Linked DNA regions of Homo sapiens: region 2 is linked to region 1. The links are chromatin loops, found by intact Hi-C in ENCODE. Cell type or tissue: heart right ventricle. All regions are shown on one strand. Each heading gives the region's core, and the rest is flanking DNA. Links, peaks and the distances in the headings are about the cores only.

Region 1 (11,228 bases), core at 1,735-9,734:
AGATATGTCACAATCTCTCTTATGGGCAATGTTCAGGTAAGAGAGGAGAGTCACATCAAATAGGTAATGGACACAGAGGTATGTCACAAGGCCTTCTGTGAACTTGATCCAGGCAGAAGATTCACATCAACTTGGTGCTAAGCCCAACAACATGTCACAATCCCTTCTGTGTAAAGGGACCAGACAGGAAAAGAGAATCACATTACCTGGCCAATGAGCACAGAGATCTGTCACAATGCCCCTTGTAGGCAGGGCCCAGGCAGAGGAGTTACATCACCTGGGTAGTGGACCCAGCAATATACCACAGTGTCCCATATGGGCACAAGCCGGAGAGTCACAAAACCTGGGTGCCAGTCCAAGCTATATAGAACAACGCTTCCTGTGGGCAGCATCGAGGCAGAAGAGGAGACTCACATCGCCTGGGTGCAAAGTCTAGCGATATGTCAAAATGCTCACTGTGGGCAGTGCCAAGGAAGGAGAATAGAGTTACACCCTCAAGGTGCTGGATCCAGCAATATGTTAATATCCCATCTGTGGGCTGGGTCCATGGAAGATCTTCAAGTCACTCAGGTGCTAGGCACTGGGAAATTTCATCATGAAACCTGCAGAATGGTCCAGGAATGAGATTAACAACCCCACAACTGTCACAGTTGTAGGCATGACATTCAACACCTCCTGTATGTTGGGTCTAAGCCCACGAGTAACCATCTCAACACCAGACTGGATTTGTGCATGAGAGCCTCAATTCCTCTGCAGATCGTGTCACCTTAGTGAAGTCACAGCCTCACAGTTGTGCTGAATCTTGGTCTGAGAGTCACCAACCCATGAGTATCCATATATGTCAATTTTTCCCACCTTTGACTGACTACAGGTGTGAGATTCAGAACCTCAACAGTGACCTGTGTTCATGTGAGAGGATGAGAATATTTACTGTTGGCTGGGTGTGCATATGAGTGCCACAGTCTCACCTGTGTGCTCGGCGCAGTTAGCAATCTCTGTGTACTACCCAATGGCACTGTACAGTATGAATGACAGTTGCAATCAACTTTGAGACCTTCCTGCTGGTAGGGACCCATGATCATACCTGTGGCATTAAGCCCGGGTATGAGAGTCAACGTCATTACAGTTAACTAGGTCAGGATAGGAGAGTCCTCCCTTGCCTATCAGCTGGGTTTAGAAATGAGCCACCATTTCAACTCTGCTTGAATGTTTATATATGAACACGGGCCTAGCACCAAGAAGATGTGAGTCTTTGGCCTAGACGCTTCAAGCAGGAGGCAATGTGACATATCTCTGGGCCTAACAACTATTTGATGCGAACTGCTTTTTCACCTGAGCTTTTCCCATAAAAGAGATGTGACATATGTCTAGACCCAGCACCTAGGTGATGTGGTTCTCCTTTTTTGACTAAGCCCTGTGTATTTTGGGTATTCTGACATATCCCTGCACCTAACATCTGGAAGATAAGAAGATCCAGCATGGGCCCTGCCTAAAAAGTTTCTTGTGACATATTTCTACGTTAATACCTTGGAGATGTGACTCTCCTCTCTTACCTGGGCTTTGCCCATAAGAGAGATTGTTACGTACCTCTGCAGCAAGCACCTAAATGCAGTGACTCTTCTTTCTTGCCTGGGTCATGCCCACAGATGAAAGGGTGGCTTATCGCTGTGTCCAGCACACCGGTTATGTGATTATTCTGCTTGATCTCTGCTCACAGGAGCCATTGTGACATATCCCTGGGCCCAGAAACTGTTTAATATGACTCTCCTCTATTACCTTAACTTTGTGCACAGGATAAATTGTGACGTATCTCTGGGTCCAGCACTTAGGTGATGTGACTCCTTTTGTGCATGGACTATGCCCACAGGAAGGAGGCTGATTTATGGCTGTGTTGAGAGCTGATGTGATACCTTGGTCCTTGTCTTCTTAGTTTATAATAATTTAAACAAGAGACACACAGAAAAGAAGTACAGCATAATTTATTGGAAAAGGAAAAAAAAATTTTTGAAAGTTAAGTGCAGAATACAGTACACCGTGAGAGAGATATTCCAGGGCGGGCTGCTCATAAGAGTGAGACAGCGTGGATTGTCGCTGGAGAAACCCCCTTATGGGAGTTTTACATTATTATTAGTAAGGAGGGGGGAAGAGGAGCTGCTAGTAAGCCTGTTCTGAGTGGTCTTCTGGGTGCACATGTGCAGTAGCTGTACATGCTTATTCATATTTTGCATGTCTCATTAGCATCTTAGACCTCTAGCCAGGAGTGTATTTTTGTTTGTTTGCTTGAGACAGAGTCTCGCTCTGTTGCCCAGGCTGGAGTGTGGTGGTGCAATCTCTGCTCACTGCAACCTCTCCCTCCCAAGTTCAAGCCATTCTCGTGCTCAGCCTCCTGAGTAGCTGGGATTACAGGCATGCACCACCATACCTGGCTAATTTTTGTATTTTTAGTTGAAATGGGGTTTCACTATGTTGACCAGTCTAGTCTTGAGCTTCTGGTTTCAAGTGATCCATTCTTCTCAGCCTCCCAAAGTGCTGGGAGTACAGGTGTGAGCCACCGTGCCCAGCTGGGGGGTGTATCTTTTGCTATTAAAATAAGCAAAAGTTAAGTTTGAGGACAGGTAAAATCAAAATGCACATGCTCTCTGGAACAGAAAGTCCTTAATGAAGATAGCTTTGCTTGAATGAGCCGAATTACAATGTGAATGCTAAGGCTCATTGTCTTGGCTGTACAGTTACCACAGTTTCAATGAAGGGGTGGCCTGCCCCTCCACACCTGTGGGTGTTTCTCATCAGGTGGAATGAGAGACTGAGAAAAGAAAGAGACACAGAGACAAAGTATAGAGAAAGAAAAGTGAGCCCAGGGGACTGGCGCTCAGCATACAGAGGACCAACGCTGGCGCTGGTCTGAGTTCCCTCAGTATTTATTGATCACTATTTCTACCATCTTTGAGAGGGGGATGTGGCAGGACAATAGGGTAATAGTGGGGAGAGGGTCAGCAGGAAAACATGTGAACAAATGTCTCTGTGTCATAAACAAGGTTAGAAAAGTTGCTGTGCCTTGATGTGCATGTATACAAACATCTCCATCCATTAAAAACAGTATTGCCACCAGCATGTCTCAACTCCAGCCCTAAGGCAGTTTTCTCCTATCTCAGTAAATAGAACATACAATCGGGTTTTACAGCGAGATATTCCATTGCCCAAGGATGAGCAGGAGACAGATGCCTTCCTCTTATCTCAACTGCAAATAGGCCTTCCTCTTTTACTAATCCTCCTCAGCACATACCCTTTATGGGTGTCGGGCTGGGGGATGGTCAAGTCTTTACCTTCCCAGGAGGCCGTATTTCAGACTATCACATGGGGAGAAACCTTGGACAATACCTGGCTTTCCTAGGCACAGGTCCCTGTGGCCTTCCACAGTGTATTGTGTCCCTGGGTACTTGAGATTAGAGAGTGGTGATGAATTTTAACAAGCATACTGCCTTCAAGCACCTTTTTAACAAAGCACATTCTGCATAGCCCTAAATCCATTAAACCTTGAGTTGACACAGCACAAGTCTCTGTGAGCACAGGGTTGGGGCTAGGGTTACAGATTAACAGCATCTCAAGGCAGAAGAATTTTTCTTAGTACAGAGCAAAATGGAGTCTCTTATGTCTACTTCTTTCTACATAGACACAGTAACAGTCTGATCTCTCTTTCTTTTCCCCACATTTCTGTATCCCGAGATCATGGTCATTTTCTTGACTATCTATTCTGATCTATTCTGCCTCAGTTTCCCCCTAAGAGATCTTAGGGTCATAATCATATTGGAGGTTGAGGGGCTAGGTCACTTTTTCTGGAGCTGTTTCCTGCTGAGTGGGTGTTATTTCTGCCTAGTCTGGGCCCTAAAGTTTCTTCCTGTGTGATCTAACCGGGTGTAAACCATGTAATTCGTGGAACCAGTGGGCAAGATGTTGACAGCCAAATGTTGAAAGCCTTGCAAAACCTTCATGCAAACATGGAGTTGCCGTAAGCAAGAGAGCAAGAAATCAGTTAACATTTTAAACAAAATTGGAACAAAAGTAAAAGCTGAAAGTATAGTAATGGCTGTTACTATTAAAGAGAGTAAGGCAGGTAATAGACATTGCTTTCATGGTCCCATGGAAGTTCCTAGAGATTCAATTTTGTCTGCCTGGGTGATGATATTATTAATATTTTCTTGGACTAAACCGGGCTGATTGATCTCAAAAACAGCATTCTTCTTTTAGATATAAACATGTTCCTCTTTGCCCGGCTGGGAGAAGATCCCAGGCTCTTTGCTTTTGTCGGACTACAGTGTCCATGGAGTCCAGACATTGTTGAAGTCTATTGAGGCCCTCTGCTGCTTGTTGCGGACCCATTGAGGTTTTCTGAGATAGTTTATACTGGATTCCCAAGGCTCCACCTTATGGTGACATTTATGCTGCAAAAGTATTTTGCATTAAAATGGTGAAAGCAACAAACGTTTTAAGTATTTTCTATTTTTTGCTAATAAGCAAAATTTTGTGCAGCTAAGTTGGCAGCAGTCATTCGGTCCATTTGTGGATGGTACAGTTGAATGGTGGTCAAAGTTAGAGCCTGGAAGCCTTCAGTAAATACGCTGAAGTTGTCTGAGGGCCATCAGAGTTGTTGCTTATATTGGATTAGATCATTTATTGAGAGTAGAACAAGCACTCTGATGGTCCTCTCTCCATTTGGGACTTTCTGTAAGGGGAGCAATTTCTCTGGCCCTGGATGGTGTGAAGTCCCACTGTGAGTAACTGCAGCTGTGCTGGTCTCTATTGTACCTGGCAAAGGCCGATGGAAAGGAGCATAAGGAGGAGGTGAAACAAGCTTAGATTCTACAGAAGACTCTGATAGTGTGGGGATGCTGGGGATTCTAAAAGAGGTGTGGACCCTTGAGGGCCCCTGTCTGGAGCTGGTGTTGGGCTGTGGGGTCTGGGGTCCCTTCCCCTTAATAAGAGATGATCTTCCCATTGTTCTGAGGGGCTTTCTGGCTTACTAGGCTTTAGCCCACAGGTGCTGCATAGAGCTGGATTTTGTTGTCAGGCCAGAAAGGCTTGCACATAGGATACTTCAGACCATTTTCCCTGATTACTACAGAAAAGATCTAGCTGTAGGATGGAGTTAAAGTTCACAGTCTCATTCTCCAGCCATGTTTTGTCAGCTAATCTGTAGGCAGGCTAAATAGTGTTACAAAAGAAGATAAGGTTTTCTTTTTTCTAAGTTCATTTAGCCAAAAGCTGTTCTAATTTTTAGATATACATCCCAGGGGTGTTTCAGTGACAGTAGAGGAAGCGGCTCCCACGGTGCCGAGAGAATCCTGCAATGACAGAACATTTACTGAAGTCCAGGAGGTTGTGGGCATCCTCATGAGCCAAGTGAAAACATCAAGGGGTCCAGCGCATCCCCTCGAAACCCCATTAACTGAAGCTCTAGGAGGTCATAGGCATTTGCCATACACCGTCCTAGCTCCCCCCAGCGGTGGACATCTCCAGCCCTACCGAGATGACCCCCACTGCGGGCTGGGGGGCAGATGTCTGGCTGACAAGCCTTGCCCTAATTCACTGGTTTGCCATTTGTGACGCCCAATTACAACACCTGGAATGCTCAGATGCAATCCCTACGACTGGGCATCTATATGACTGTGCATCTTTTGTTCAGCAAAGAAAGCCTGCTGAAGAACAATTTCAAGGAGCTGGGAAATGCATAAAGCCTGAAGGGACAGGGTTCTCTTAATGTGCTGCTCAAAACAAAACAAAAATTTTGTAAACAGAAAACCTGACCAGAAAATAAATTACAATAGCCACTAGGTGGCGATCGAGTATTGCTGAACGGACAGCAAACGATAAGCTGAGTCCAAACTGTGGCCAGAAAGATGTGAAACTAAGCGGCAAATAGCCCAAATATGAAATGTTGAGGGCAACCCATGTGGTTAGCGTATTTATCGATGCTACAGAAGCAGCAGCGAAAAGGAGAGCGGACATATATTCTCTCTCTAAAGAATGCAGGTGACTTAACAACGTTTCCCCCAGAACTTTACTGAAACAGCGCTGGAACAAGCAGCGATAGTTAACCAGGTAGTCTGGAACTGCCATAGTATTCACTGCAAGTAAAGGGAAACTGAAATTAATGAAGCAGACAAACCTCTCCCCAGGTCATGGCACCAGAAATGTTGATGGCTGATGTAATACCTTGGTTCTTATCTTCTTAGTTTAAAAGAATTTAAACAAGAGACACACAGCAAAAGAAGTACAGCATAATTTATTGCAAAAAAAAAAGAGAATATTTTGAAAATTAAGTGCAGAATAGACGGTACAGTCTGAGAAAGAGATTCCAGGGCAGCCTGCTCATAAAAGTGAGACAGCATTAATTATTGCTGGAGAAACCCTCTTTATGGGAGTTTTGCATGATTATTTCATAAGAAGGTGGAAAGAAGTGTTATAGTAAGCATGTTCTGACTGGTCTTCTGGGTACACATGTGCAGTAGCTGTACATATTTGTGCATACATTGCATGCCTCACTAGCATCTTAAATCTCCACCCAGGAATGTGTTTTTTACTATTAAAATGAACAAAGGTCAGCTTGAGGACAGATAAAATCAAAATGCACATGCTCTGTAGAAGTAAAAGTCCCTACTGAAGATAGCGGGTTTCAAATGACCCCAAGTGCTCCACATCTTAAAAGTTGCTCCCGTAAAGCTGGAACACTATCTGTTCCTGAGGTATCAGGTCCCATTTGTGGCTCTGAGCCACTGGCAAGCCAGGCCTGACTTGAGATGAGACCAATGATTTCAAGTGTAAAATGCCTAAATAGTAGCTTCAGGTTGCATTTTGGAGCTGGTCCACTTAAATGGGTTGATGAAAATGGCTCACAAGACTCACGCCTCGGAAATGGGGTTTTTCCTTTGCTCTTAGCAGATTTTATGCAACCCAATAATTAACCTTTCTGATGCCTAGACTTTCACATTCGTGAAAAAGGCGCCATTGAAAGTGACCTTTCCAGGAAGCCACAGCCCTTGTCACCCCTGCAGAGCTCTGAAGCTGCTCACAAGCAGGCCAGGTGGAAGATTTCTCTCAAAAACGATTGAGTGCGTGCTCTGGCTAGAGAAAAAAGAGGGCTGCGGCACTATGGACAGTGTCTTGGACATCAGGAAATTTTTCACGCAGTTTGGGAAAGAAGGCAGCGCCCTGGGCTGCAAAAGATGTACTGCTCTGGAAAGAACCCTGGGTGCAACTGAAAGAGGAACCTGAGAAGGATAGGGCCAAGCAGGTGAGGACAACCCGCCCGATTTGGGAAAAGGTAAGGTATCTTCGTAGGGTAATACCCTCCTCAATGCTCAGCCCAGACCTGCCCTCCAGGTGCACCTCTGTACTCACTCTCCTTGCAAAGAGTCGGCAGAGCATCAGAACTCAGCAGCGCTTCGGACACCGGGAAGTCCACACCGCTCTGCCCCTCCCTCCAGGGCTATGGACCCCGGATCCTGGTACATGCTGGGATTATAGCTCTGAAGCTTACCGACAAACAGGCTGAGAGTAGTTAACGGACTACAGCTCCCAGCATATTAGGTGGGGCGGGTACCACTCTGCCCCTTCTTCCAGGGTTGCCCCTCGCCCTGGAGCCTGGTGCATGCTGGGATTGTAGTCCTGTAGCCCTTTGACCCAAGGGTTGGGAGTGTTTATGAGAGTGCATCTTCCAACAATCCTAGGGAGGCGCGCACAGCCCTGCCTCGTCCTCCAGTGACGCGCACTTTCCCGGAGCCCGGTGCATTCTAGGATTGTAGTGCTGCAGCCCTGTGACCAAAGGGCTGGGAGTGTTTATGAGACTGCATCTCCCAGCAAGACCAGCGAGATGCGCGGAACCTCGTCCCTTCCTCCAGTGATTAGCGCACTCTCCCTGAGCCTGGTGCATGCTGGGATTGCAGTGCTGCAGCCCTGTGACCAAAGAGGTTTGTTATAGTTATCTGTGAAGTATTCAACAAATTACTTTACTTCATTATTACTGGAAGCCAGAAGCTCAGTTGTGTTCACTTTTTGGATTTTATATAAGTGAGATTGTGTAATATGTATACTTTTACATCTACTTTCTTCTATGCAACATTATATTTATGATATTAATTCATGATATTGCAGATAGCTATAGTTTATTTAAAATTATTTTTTACATTGTGGTAAAGTATACATAAAATTAACCATTTTAGCTATTTTAAGTGTGCAGCTCAGAAAAATTAACTACTTTCACATTGTTTTGCAACTGTCATTACCACTCATAGGGACCTTCTTTCAACTTGCAGAAACAAAACTCTATACCCGTTAAATAAGCTCCTTGTTACTCTCCCTCTAGCTCCTAGGAACCACTCTTCTATTTGGGTTTCTAGAATTTAACTACTCTAAGTATCTCATAAGTGGAATGATTCAGTATTTGTCCTTTTATGACTGGCTCATGTCACTTTGCACAATGTCCTTAAGGTTCATGCATGACGTACCATGTGTCAGAATTTCCTTATTTTACATAGCTGAATAACATTCCACTGTATGTATAAATCACATTTTATCTATTTATTCATTGATGGTAATTCAAACAACACTTGAGTAATTCAAACACCTTTTTGGTGATGTGAGTAATGCTGCTATGAACCTAGGTGTATGTGTATTATTTTGTGTCTTTGCTTTCATATCTTTTGCTGCATACCCAGATATGAAATTGCTGGATCGTATGGTGATTTTATGTGTAAATTTTTTAGTTATTGTGTTGTTATTTTATAGCAGCTGCAGCATTTTACATTTCCACCAACAGTGTACAAGGATTCTAATTGCTCCACGTCCTCACCAACACTTCTGATTTTCTGTTTTGTTTTTTGTCTTTTGGTAGTAGCTATGCTGATGGGTATTAAGTGATATGTCATTTGGGGTTAGATTTGCATTTCACTCATGATGAGTTTTGTTGAGCGTCTTTTCATGTGCTTATTAGCCACTTTACATAATTTTTAGAGAAATGTCTGCTTAAGTTTTTGCCAATATTTTAAACAAGTAGTTTGTTTTATTGTTGCTGAATTGTTCTTTGCATATTCTGGATAGATTCCTATTCGTCAATTTTTCTTTTGTTTCTTGTGTTTTGGGTGTCCTGTTTAAAAAAAAAACTGCCAAATCCAGTGTTATGACGTGTTTCCCCTATATTTTATTCTAAGAATTTTGTAGTTTTAGCTCTTACATTTAGGTATTTGATCCAGTTAGTTAATTTTTTCTTACAGTATAAGTGAAGGGCCCAGGTTCATTCTTTTACATGTGGGTGCTTAATTTCCCCAGCACCAATTTTTGTGAAGACAGTTCTTGGCTGGGCGCGATGGCTCACACCTGTAATCCCAGCACTTTGGGAGGCCGAAGCGGGCGGATCACGATGTCAGGAGATCAAGACCATCCTGGCTAGCAAGGTGTCCGCTGTGCTCCTGATCCAGCGAAGCACCCATTGTCACTCCCAATAGGGCTAAAGGCTTGCCATTGTTCCTGCACAGCTAAGTGCCTGGGTTCATCCTAATCAAGCTGAACACTAGTCACTGGGTTCCACGGTTCTCTTCCGTGACCCACAGCTTCTAATAGAGCTATAACACTCACCGCATGGCTCAAGATTCCATTCCTTGGAATCCGTGAGGCCAAGAGCCCCAGGTCAGAGAACAGGAGGCTTGCCACCATCTTGGAAATGGTCTGCCAAAATTAAGGAAGTGGCCTGCCACCATCTTGGGAGCTCTGGGAGCAAGGACCGCCCCATGGTAACAGCACCTTAACTATGCGTCCCCAAGGACCTACAGATCACAGGGCAACAGGGGCTGTGAGGGAGTTGTCTGGATTTCCCAAGGTGGAGGAGGTAAAAAAGGAGATGGATCTCAAGCTCCTGCACCAGCACCAGCGAGAGACAAAGGCCCCACCAAACGCCGGAAGCCACACCCTCCTCTCTTCTCAAACTGTGTGCCTGATTGGGTGGTTCCCACACCAGCGCCACTGATTGAATAAAACACCAGGACCCACCCACCCGCGCCCCACCCCGGCCCCTACCCCACTCACCCTGAGCGTTAGTGCATTTTTGTTTGTTTCTTTGTTTTACTTTAAGTTTTGGGATACATGTGCAGAACGTGCAGGTTTGTTACATAGGTTTACATGTACCATGGTGGTTTTCTGCACCTATCAACCTGCCATCTAGGTTTTAAGCCCCACATGCATTAGATATTTGTCCTAATGCTCTCCCTCCCCTTGACCCCAACCCCCTAACAGGCCCCGGTGTGTGATGTTTCCTTCCGGTGTACATGTGTTCTCATTGTTCAACTCCCACATATGAGTGAGAACATATGGTGTTTGGTTTCCTGTTCCTGTGTTAGTTTGCTGAGGATAATGGTTTCCAGCTTCACTCAGGTCCCTGCAAAGGACATGAACTCATTCTTTTTTATGGCTGCATAGTATTCCATGGTGTATATGTGCCACATTTTCTTTTTCCAGTCTATCATTGATGGGCATTTGGGTTGGTTCCAAGTCTTTGCTATTGTAAACAGTGCTGCAATAAACGTAAATGTGCATGTGTCTTTATAGTAGAATGATTTATATTCCTTTGGATATATACCCAGTAATGGGATTGCTGGGTCAAATGGTATTTCTGCTTGTAGATCCTTGAGGAATCACCACACTGTCTTCCACAATGGTTGAACTAATTTACACTCCCTCCAGCAGTGTAAAAACGTTTCTGTTTCTCCACAGCCTCACCAGCATCTGTTGTTTCCTGACTTTTTAATAATTGCCATTCCAACTGGCGTGAGATGGTATCTCATTGTGGTTTTGATTTGCCTTTCTCTAATAACCAGTGATGATGAGATTTTTTTTAATATTTGTTGGCCACATAAATGTCTTCTTCTCCTTCTTCTTCTTCTTCTTCTTCTCCATTTTCTTGTTCTTTGAGACAAAGTCTTGCTCTGTCACCCAGGCTGGAATGCAGTGGCAGGATCTTGGCTCACTGCAACATCTGCTTCCCGGGTTCAAGTGATTCTCCTGCTTCAGCCTCCTGAGAAGCTGGGACTACAGGCACCTGCCAATATACCTGGCTAATTTTTTGTGTTTTCAGTAGAGACGGGATTTTACCATGTTGGCCAGGCTGGTCTCAAACTCCTGACCTCATGATCCACCTGCCTCCACGTTCCAAAGTGCTGGGATTACAGGCGTGAGCCACCACA
Region 2 (11,228 bases), core at 1,222-9,221, 350 kb after region 1:
TGATGGGTGCAACAAGCCACCATGGCACGTGTATACCTATGTAACAAACCTGCACGTTCTGCACGTGTATCTCAGAACTTAAAGTATAATAAAAAAAAAAAGAAAACTACTATATTGACAATAAAATAAGGTCTCAATGTCTATCTATCCAGAAAAAAATACTGCTATAGATGGAAAATATACATGGGGGAGGAGGGAGTATGTTTGTGTATAAAATATGATTTTAGATTCATAAATACTAATCAGAAATATATAGACAAATATATATGTATATTTCTGATTAGTATCATGTTTCTGTATATATTTTTTCTCCTGATTATTAGTTAACGAAACTAAAATCATAATTGTTTCATGCTGAAAGGTTGATATTGTACGGTACCCAAGGGAAATACAAGACTCAATCAGTATAACATATAAGCAATAATGTAAAATTGAAATAGATAAGAGGTAAATTTGACAGAAAGAAAAAGCTGTGTTTCTGTCATCTTCTGATACTGACATGAAGGTACAGGTTTGAAAGTGGCATTTTTAATACAACTATCCAAAGTTCTTTCCCTCCCCTGCCCCCTGTAGAAACAGGGTCTCCCTATGTTGCCTAGGCTGATCTCAAACTCCTGGGCTCAAGCGATCCTCCTGCCTCAACCTCCCAAAGTGCTGGAATACAGGCATGAGCCACCACACCCAGCCTATCCAAGGTTCTTGATAACATGAGACTGAGGAGGGAAGCAGATGGCAGTAAAGGATGAACACCATCTCATGAAACATGAAACAGGCTGATCTGGAGCTTTTTCAGAGAAATTAAAGAGACAGGTTAAAGCCATGTATCTCTAGCATTTGGTTCATATTTTCCCACTATTTTCTCCAGATGAATTCTCTCCACACCTATAAAGCCATCCCATCTTGTCCTGCCCCCTCAACACATACACACATGCACATGTACACAAACGCAAACACACACACCACACACACCTGCTCCATTCCAGGCACAAGATTCTACTCTTCATTCTCTCATTTATCCAGCAATCCCTGCCCTGTCCTCATCTCTAGGCTTCTGCTCAAAGGCACAGACCCTGTTGGGTACCTACCCCAAATCCATTCTGCCCCACCTTGCTACTAACAGAACTACAATAATATTCAGGAGGGCAATATGTCCAGCTATGATGCTCACCTGCCCAGACTCCTTTGCAGCTAGGGTGGCCATGTAACCTGTTTCTTATCATGAGATATAACTGAATAAAAAGTCTGCTAAGGATTTGGGGAAAATTTTTGCCCTCCTCATACAGGCTCCACCTTCTCCCCACCCTTCCTTCCTTTCTTTCCTTCTTCCTTTTCTTTGCTACTTTTTTTTCTTTCTCCTTTTTCCTGCCTTGTGCACAACATGAGGCTTGAGGTGGAGCAACCATCTTGGGAACACAGATCAATAAAGCCACAAGCTAAGGATGGTGGAGCAGAAAGAGAAAAGAAGCCTGGAGAATTGACGGCTCCTTGAAGTTCTGCATTAGCCTTGGGCTTCTTGTATGTACATCTCTGTTTAGCTAAGTCCCTGTAGTCAGGTTTCTGTAGCAAGTGGCCTAATGCAACTAATTCCCAGGCCCTTACTCTCCCTTCTACCTGGAAAGAAATTCTCCCCACCCCATAGCCAACTTTTGAAGTCCTGTACTTCCTTCAAAGCCCACCTTAAATCCTATCTCCTTCAAGTGGACGTTCCACAATGCCTCAAAATCAATCTCCCTCTCTCCCGTAGTCATATAGGGCACAATTAAAATCATTAAAATAGTATACCCTTCTGCTTCATATCATAAATATTCATGTCTGTTTATTCATACATCCTCTCCCTAGACTGAGAGCTGCTAAGGGCAAGTATCCTTTTTCACCCATTTTGAATGCCCTGCAGCACCCAGCACAGTGTCCATAGTAGTCACTCAGTAAAGGATTGTTGAATTTCTTTGATTGTACAAATGCTCCTTCCTTCCCAAGTGTATGCTATGGATCATGTTAAAGCAGCCGGCTTCTATGTAGATGGGATGGGAAAGTTAATAATTAGAAAAATAACTTTAGAAATCCTAGTCATGTTTGACCATGTTTTGACAGTTCGAAACTGTGTGGCCCTGTTGCTAATTGCCCAGATATACACACTTAGGTCAAAAGAAGGGACAGAAATGAGAAGGTATAGAAAGTCTAAAACTGGTCTATATATCATCAAATTAGTATGCTGGTTTCATCAAACTCAACTTCAAACCAGTATCTATTAGAGACCGATTTGTATCCAAAGTAGTTAATATAATTTATTGCATTGCAATTCCAGTTACACTTCTACTACTTATTTAATGCATTTCTTTTGGTTGACAAAAATTTATTGGCCATCTATTATGTGCCAAGTCCAGGTGACCAGCCATCCCTGGTTATCTGTGACTGAGCAGTTTCCTGAGACACAGGAATTTTCAGTGCTGAAGCTAGGAGAGCTCCAGGTGAACCAGGATGGTTGGACATCCAAGAAGCTCCGAGCTTGATGCTTGATATAAAGCAGTAGAAAAGATAGATGTTGTCCCTGCCTATGTGGAGCTCTACAATGTAGTTGGTTTTTATTTGGGGTTCCTAGCAATTAAAAGTCAGTTTACATCCTGTAACTATATCTTCAAATCACACGTTAGAGTTTATTAAACAGCAATCAAGGCCATCCAACACTTCCAGGTGCTAACATCATAAATCTACATAGTACAATTGGCTGTGAGTGTGGAGGGAAGAAGGACTTTGGAACAGGAGGATAAGCTGAAGTTCAGTTCATTAATGTGGTCACTGTTCTACCGGCTGTGAATTCCAACCAACTTTAATCACAGCCGGAGCCAGTTATCTGTTGTTTTTGGATCAGCAGGCATGCTCCATCTTCAGGTTCTCAGCCCTCTTTGTGATACCAATTTTGACCTGTTGGTGGGACTGTGCCTTCTTTGGAAAGGACCAGGAAATGTCAACTTTTCCTGGGGGAATGTGGAGGTAATCTGATGGTGGCATCTGCTGATATGGCCACCACAGCTGTCTGGAGATTACTTTTTCTTCATCATTCTTCCATATTCATTCTTCCTATAGCTGGGTGCCAGGCCCTCCCATTTTTGGCATATGGATGACCTATTTCCCCTTTTAGAATGCCAGTCCTCCCAGATAGATAATACATACTTCTGAGCTTAACAGTCTGAAGATCCTATCCTTCCATAGGAGCCACCTACTCAACAAAGACTGAAGGTCCTGGTTCCTCATGGAGTACTTCTCACTCTATGGCAGACTTTTCTCTCTAATCTCCAGCCTTCACCTCTGCTAGGCTTTCATAACAACCACCATTGATTTTCTACTATTGGCTGGGTATTTTTATATCCATTATTTTATTTAAAGTGGACAACAACTCAAAGTAGATATTGTTATCCCCACTACCAGATGAATAAACTACAGGGCAAAGAAGCTAGGGAACTTTCCATGGGTCACACATTATAAATGGACAGAGTAGAAATTGAATCTCACTCTATCAGACTCTTTTCTGAGAGTTGACTTGATGACCTGGAAGGGAACAGACCTTGTGTGCTTGAAAGAGCTTGTATATCTTGGATGCTTGAAAGTAAGTGTGAAGAAGATTTCAAGGGAGAAGGAATTTTGTGTCTGTTGACTTCTAAATTTTGCTTAGTGAGGGGGTGGGTGTGCCAGGGAACACTGCAAATCAGGGAGAAAGGCCTGACAAAAACCCTAGTTTACTGCCTTGCACTAGATCAAATGTTAGTTCATACCTAAATGTGAGTTTGTGCTTTGAAGCAATAAGAAATTAATTTTAAAATGGTCTCAGGAGGTTTTTAAAGGGCAAATTTTCAACAAATAAAACTAACATGCTTAATTTCATTTCCTTGGAATTTTCATGGCAAAGATGCTTTCAGTGATCTGGAGCCACCCTTTAAAAAGATACAGACCAATGAAGTTGGAGAGTCTTATCTTTTGCATTGAGGCAACCTCAACATTTAGGCGCACCACTGAAGGTCTCAGAGCCTGACCTCATCACTACCCACCATTAGCACGTGGTCAGGAGAGTCCAGGGATCCCAGTATGAGCATTTACAAATGAGGAAAACGACACCTATAGCAATATATCACCAATGTCTTGCAAACAGCCTCATTTATAATAGGTACTCAATAATTTTATTGAATAAGGGAATAAAGGAACAAATAAATGAAACAAGTGATTTTCCAGAAGGTCACACAAACGGACAAAAATCCAATGTTCTAAACCTTCACTTCATTTCTTAATCTAGTTGTATCATCCTCTGGGTGAGCCTAGCCCACTTTAAAATGGATATTCGGATGTCAGAATGAATAGAGCAGTGTGCCTGACTTAAGTAATATCAAAATTGTAGAGATGTGGAAAAGACGGAGTTGATGAAGCTCCTGTTATCCAGAGACCATGACCATTCCAGGTGGTTGGTTTCGTTTCTAATGCACATCTGCTCCACTTCACCAATTGCTTTGAGCAATATGCGGTTCTCATGACAAAGTCAACAATTCTTTATCATCTGCGTGGTCAGTCACCCTTTCATTGTCCCTCCCTTGTAATTGTTTAATCTGGCGTCCCCTGCCGCATTTCTTGGCTGCCTACTCTCCCTGCTCCTATCAGTCAGGTTGTACTCAGGGAATGCAAATGCACAGAATAAGTCCAGAGTCAATTAGAACTAATTAGGTGTTTTATCTGCTGGTTTGGATTATCCGTGCCCTCTATGGATACATGGCATAGGCTGGTTGAACAACCATCCCTGGATTGGGGAGCATTCTAAGATTCACACACAACTTCCTATTGTCTGTGCTAATGGAGGTAAAGGCTGGCATGAATGTACAACAGAGACATTTAAAAACCAAGGTATAGTTTATGCCCATTTTCACCGTAGATTTTAGTGAGTGTTTACAACTTTATATACCTGTGTGACCATCACCACAATCAAGGCATAGCATACTTTCAACATCACAAAAAGTTTTCTTGTGCCATCTCAGCCGATCTGCCCCTACCTTGGCCCCAAGCAACCAGCAGTCTGCTTTCTGTCACTGTAGATTAGATTTGTCTTTTCTAGGGTTTTAGTTTCTCCAATTTCCTTCCCAGTGATGTCTGGTTCAGGATGATATTAAAATGTGTTCATGTTCCCTACATCCACACTGATTGGTCAGGGTAGGCAGAACTGGGATGTGGAAGAAACATGAGAGGCAAGACATGGAGGCTGATGAGCATAATTATTGGCAATGAGAAGAATGTTGGCTCTCCCCAGTATTTGTAGAATATGACAAAGCGTGTGTGCCCATGTTGTGCCCTGAACCTATTTTCAAGTGTGTTCAATACAGAGTCTTCTAAATTTAACTGCCTAGGAATTGTGTATTTTGCTTTGAATGGACACTTGGAAACTCCAGACTCTAGCCAGCCCCTCTCAGCCACGGAGTCATTGCTCCCCCTGGTGTAAACACAGAGACTAGTCACCCTGTGTCATAAGGCATTCCCACCCACCGCAGCCCTCCCTGGACCACGAGGAGCCAAAGGCAGGCAAGAAAGCTTCTGGCTCTCTCTGGCTGTTGTTAGGTTCATGGGTCAGATGCTGAGTTTGTGAACACAGAGGAACACTAAGAGATCAACTGCTTGAGAGAGGACAGAAACAGAGAGAAGGGAAACCCCAGAGACAGAACTAGCTAGACATGCAAGATAGAGAGGTGAGGGGGCAGAGGCACAGCCCAGAAAACAAAGCAAGAAGCGATAGAGGGATGGTTTTTTTCTCCATTTATGAGACATCCTAAAAATTTACTCCTCTGCCCAAAATAGATTTAGATCCACGATATGAGAAACCTTGAGAAGTGAATTTTAACATGGAAATGCTGATAAATCTTTTAAACAACTTATACACCTCCAGGTGTTGTTGGACCTGCTTAATCCCTTTAAACCTCCAGTAACTCCATCCATGGTGTTTAAAGTCTCATAAATCTGCACTAGCTTAAAATAGGGATATATAAATCACATTTAGGGTCTTGGGAGTAGGGACAGGAGATAGGCATCCCAATGCCATTTAAAACCACAGCACAGACTTTTCATCAATTTTTTCCAAGAAAAGTTAAAATGAAAAACATTCAGGTTTCTGGGTTGTGGTTTCATAAGTTCTCAATTTGTTCTTTTTCCTTTTTTTCAGGGGGGTGGGCAGGGGTCCAAAGGAGCATTGACTAGCTAGTCAATTGGAAAGAAAAAAATTGCAAAGACCCATCTCACTTAGTCCTTTTACACAAAATAAAACCAAAAAGAAAAAATAATAATGAAATACTACCAGAAGTCATTAGAAAACAGCAATGTTTCTAGTAAAGCACCAACAAAAATGATGTCTGGTTTTTGTTAAATTGTTAATTTATGCAAAAAAATAAAAGTTATAGATACTATCCTAATAATAATAGCTACTTTTACTTTCTCATTCCTACCACATGCCCAGTACCTACCACTGAGCTGAGGACACACACAACCACCTCCTTCTCATCCCCCTGCTGCAAAGGCTGTCAGACTTTTTCTGGCTCCTCATTCGCAATATTTCTCATTACAAACATTGATTCTCAACAGCTGTTTGAGAAGGTTTTGGAGAAGCCACACTCTGCTAGAAAATCCAGGGGGTACATGAGAGATCCAGCAGGGGAGGCTTTTCTGTGTGAAGAGCTTTGGGTACATTATCTAATTTTATCCTCACAGCAGCCCCATGAGAAATATTATTATTATTTCTGTTTTACAGATGAGGAAGCTAAGGTTCGGATTGTTTAAGTAATTTACCCCAAGTAGCATGGCTGGTAAGTGATGGAGCAAAAATTCCAACCCCGAGTCTGCTTTAGAAGACCTGATCTTATCCAGGATGCCATCAACCTTCTGTGGGCAATAGACCCAGACCACAGATCATTTGGAAGAATCTCACATATCACACTCTAAGAATTGATATGTTTTCTGCTTCCTCTTTTCTGGCCTGTCCCAGTGACCTTTCAAACCCCAAAGTCTTGGAAAAATCTACTGTGTTAACTGAGTCTTTACTGAAACTTCAGTCCATGTAGAGAAAATAAGAGTCTCCAGCTTGTGTCGCTTGCTTCAAGTTCCAGTTGGCCTGCGGGGATGTACCACCAAGTGATCCTGGGAAAACATTGGAACTTTAGTTTCCTTACCTACTAAATAGGGACCTATAAGACCTATCTTTGGGGTTGTTGTGAGGGTTAACATGTGGGAAGACCATCTGGAGCCTGCAAAGTCCAGGCAATTGCTGGGTCATGTGATGAGTATGGTACCCAAGTATGGTGCCTGAAGTATAATAAAGAGGAAAAGCCTCCCTAAGGTCTGTCTTCACAGAGCAGATATTACAGAGCACTTTATCCCCAAATAGTTCAGAAGGTGTCTCCTAAGAATAAGGACATTATCCTGTTTTTATATAATGTATATAACCGCAATACTTTTATTACACCTAAGAAAAGTAATAATAATTCCAGAATATCAGATATCCCTAGTTGTTTCAAGAATGCCTTTTATAGCTGTTTTCATTGTGCCAAAATACACATAACATAAAATGTACCATTTTAACCATTTTTAAATGTACACTTCAGTGGCATTAAGTACAGTCACATTGTTGTGTAATCATCACCACCATCTACCTCCAGAACTTTTTTATCTACCCCATGAAACTGCATCCAGTAAAACACTAACTCCTCAGCCCCTGGCAATGACCATTTTACTTTCTGTCTCTATACATTTGACAATTCTGGTACTTCATGTAAATAGAATCACACAGTATTTGTGCTATTGTGACTGACTTATTTCACTTAGCACAATGTCTTCTAGGTTTATCCATGTTGTGGCACGTGTTAGAATTTCCTGCCTTTTTAAAGCTGAATGATATCCCACTATGTGTATATGCCACATTTTGTTTATCCATTCATACATTGATGAACACTTTTATTGCTTCTACTTTTTGGCTGTTGTAAATAATGCTGCTATGAACAGGGGGGTACAAATATCTGTTTGAGTCCTTGATTCTACTTCTTTTGGATGTATATGCAGAAGTGGGATTGCTGGATCATATAGTAATTCTGTGGTTAATTTTTTGAGGAATGGCCATCCCATTTTTCAGAGCAGCTATACTTTTTACACACCCACCAGCAATGCACAAGGGTTCCCATTTCTCCACATCCTTACCAATACTTGTTATTTTTTGTTGCCTTTATTTTATTTTATCTTATTTTATTTTAGGGATGGGGTCTTGCTGTTTTGCACATATTGGAGTGCAGTGGCTATTCACACTTAGTGCACTGCAGCCTCTAACTCCTGGTCTCAAGAAATTCTCCCACCTCAGCCTCTTGAGTAGCTGGGACTACAGCATCATTGTGCCTGGCACTTTCTTTTTTTTTTTTTTTTTTTATACTAGCCAACTTAATGTGTTTGATCTCATTGTGGTTTCAACTTGCATTTCCCTCCTAATTAGTCTTTTCATGTGTTTATTGACCAGTTGTACATCTTCTTTGGAGAAATGTCTATTCAACTCCTTTCCCCATTTTTCAATCTGTTAATTATTTTGTAGTTATTGAGTTGTAAGGATTCTTCATATATTATGAATATCAATTTGCAAATATTTTCTCGCCCTCAGTGGTTTGCCTTTTCTCTGTGTTGACTGTGTCCTTTGATGCACAGAAGTATTTAATCTTTATGTAGTACAATTTATCTATTTTTTCTTTTTGTGCTTTTGGTGGCAACCAGAAAATTTGAAATTACATGTAGCTGTAGCTGACATTGTATTGCTATTGGATACTTCTGGCCTAGAAGCTTGATTAGATTTAGGTTAATTCATTTTGGCAAGAATACTTCATAGTTCGGACACAGTGGCTCACACCTATAATCCCAGCACTTTCAGGCAGAACTCCCACAGGAGTTCAAGACCAGCCTGTGCAACATGGTGAAACAACATCTCTACAAAGAATATATATAAAATCAGCCAGGTATGGTGGCACACATCTGTAGTCCCAGCTACCAGGGAGGCTGAGGTGGGAGGATCACTTGAGACTGGGAGGTCAAAGCTGCAGTGAGCTTTGCACCTCTGCCCTCTAAACTGGGTGACAGAGCAAAACCCTATCTCAAAAAAAAAAAAAAAGAATGCTTCATAGTTGACGTTGTGTACTTCATAATATATTACAGCAAGAGGTATACAATATCTAGTTGTCCTACTGTCATTGATGCTAAATTTGATCATGTGGTTAACTGCCAGGTATCTGGATTGTAAAGTATATTTTCTCTTTTGCAATTTCTTTCTTATTTATTTATTTATTTATTTATTGATCATTCTTGGGTGTTTCTCGCAGAGGGGGATTTGGCAGGGTCATAGGACAATAGTGGAGGGAAGGTCAGCAGATAAACAAGTGAACAAAGGTCTCTGGTTTTCCTAGGCAGAGGACCCTGCGGCCTTCCGCAGTGTTTGTGTCCCTGGGTACTTAAGATTAGGGAGTGGTGATGACTCTTAACGAGCATGCTGCCTTCAAGCATCTGTTAAACAAAGCACATCTTGCACCGCCCTTAATCCATTTAACCCTGAGTGGACACAGCACATGTTTCAGAGAGCACAGGGTTGGGGGTAAGGTCACAGATCAACAGGATCCCAAGGCAGAATAATTTTTCTTAGTACAGAACAAAACGAAAAGTCTCCCATGTCTACTTCTTTCTACACAGACACGGCAACCATCCGATTTCTCAATCTTTTCCATACCTTTCCCCCCTCTCTATTCCACAAAACCGCCATTGTCATCATGGCCCGTTCTCAATGAGCTGTTGGGTACACCTCCCAGACGGGGTGGTGGCCGGGCAGAGGGGCTCCTCACTTCCCAGTAGGGGCGGCCGGGCAGAGGCGCCCCTCACCTCCCGGATGGGGCAGCTGGCCGGGCGGGGGGCTGACCCCCCCACCTCCCTCCCGGACGGGGCGGCTGGCCGGGCGGGGGGCTGACCCCCCCACCTCCCTCCCGGACGGGGCGGCTGGCCGGGCAGAGGGGCTCCTCACTTCCCAGTAGGGACGGCCGGGCAGAGGCGCCCCTCACCTCCCGGACGGGGTGGCTGGCCGGGCGGGGGGCTGACCCCCCCCACCTCCCTCCCGGACGGGGCGGCTGGCCGGGCGGGGGGCTGACCCCCACCTCCCTCCCGGACGGGGTGGCTGCCGGGCGGAGACGCTCCTCACTTCCCAGACGGGGTGGCTGCTGGACGGAGGGGCTCCGCACTTCTCAGACGGGGCGGCTGCCGGGCGGAGGGGCTCCTCACTTCTCAGACAGGGCGGCCGGGCAGAGACGCTCCTCACCTCCCAGACCGGGTCGCGGCCGGGTAGAGGCGCTCCTCATATCCCAGACGGGGCAGCGGGGCAGAGGCGCTCCCCACATCTCAGACAATGGGCGGCCGGGCAGAGACGGTCCTCACTTCCTAGATGGGATGGCGGCGGGGAAGAGGCGCTCCTCACTTCCTAGATGGGATGGCGGCGGGGAAGAGGCGCTCCTCACTTCCTACATGGGATGGCGGTCGGGCAGAGACGCTCCTCACTTTCCAGACTGGGCAGCCAGGCAGAGGGGCTCCTCACATCCCAGACGATGGGCAGCCAGGCAGAGATGTTCCTCACTTCCCAGACGGGGTGGCGGCCGGGCAGAGACTGCAATCTCGGCTTTTTGGGAGGCCAAGGCAGGTGGCTGGGAGGTGGTTGTAGCGAGCCGAGATCATGCCACTGCACTCCAGCCTGGGCACCATTGAGCACTGAGTGAACGAGGCTCCGTCTGCAATCCCGGCACCTCGGGAGGCCGAGGCTGGCGGATCACTCACGGTTAGGAGCTGGAGACCAGCCCGGCCAACACAGCGAAACCCCATCTCCACCAAAAAAATACGAAAACCAGTCAGGCGTGGCGGCGCGCGCCTGCAATCGCAGGCACTCGGCAGGCTGAGGCAGGAGAATCAGGCAGGGGGGTTGCAGTGAGCCGAGATGGCAGCAGTACAGTCCAGCTTTGGCTAGGCATCAGAGGGAGACCGTGGAAAGAGAGGGAGACGGAGACAGAGAGGGAGAGGGAGAGGGAGAGGGAGAGGGAGAGGGAGAGGGAGCCTCTTTTGCAATTTCTAAACACTTTGTGAGATGATACTTTGGTACCAGAATACCATTTCAGATATTATCAAACCTTGACACTGGTTAGCCCTCTTAGAGA

The links. Peaks named below come from ENCODE experiments on the same cell type or tissue, not always from the same donor. Only the 100,000 strongest peaks of a DNase experiment are listed, where the experiment ranks them.
Region 2: it touches region 1 in a loop (22-fold over the local background); 23 of 110 quality-filtered maps call a loop at or near these places.

Annotation. Positions count from the first base shown.
Region 1 is chr3:75,637,808-75,649,035 of GRCh38, reverse strand. No RefSeq gene overlaps it. Among named protein-coding and RNA genes, the nearest start is that of MIR1324, 13 kb to the right of the region's middle. In heart right ventricle, for the core only: CTCF peaks have their summits at 5,642 and 5,844 (motif pointing right); a DNase peak (open chromatin) is centred at 7,735; H3K4me3 peaks cover 1,952 bases; H3K27ac peaks cover 1,230 bases.
Region 2 is chr3:75,288,569-75,299,796 of GRCh38, reverse strand. No RefSeq gene overlaps it. Among named protein-coding and RNA genes, the nearest start is that of MIR4444-2, 80 kb to the right of the region's middle. RefSeq lists an enhancer at 9,252-9,759. In heart right ventricle, for the core only: a CTCF peak has its summit at 5,464 (motif pointing left); a DNase peak (open chromatin) is centred at 5,494; H3K27me3 peaks cover 1,699 bases.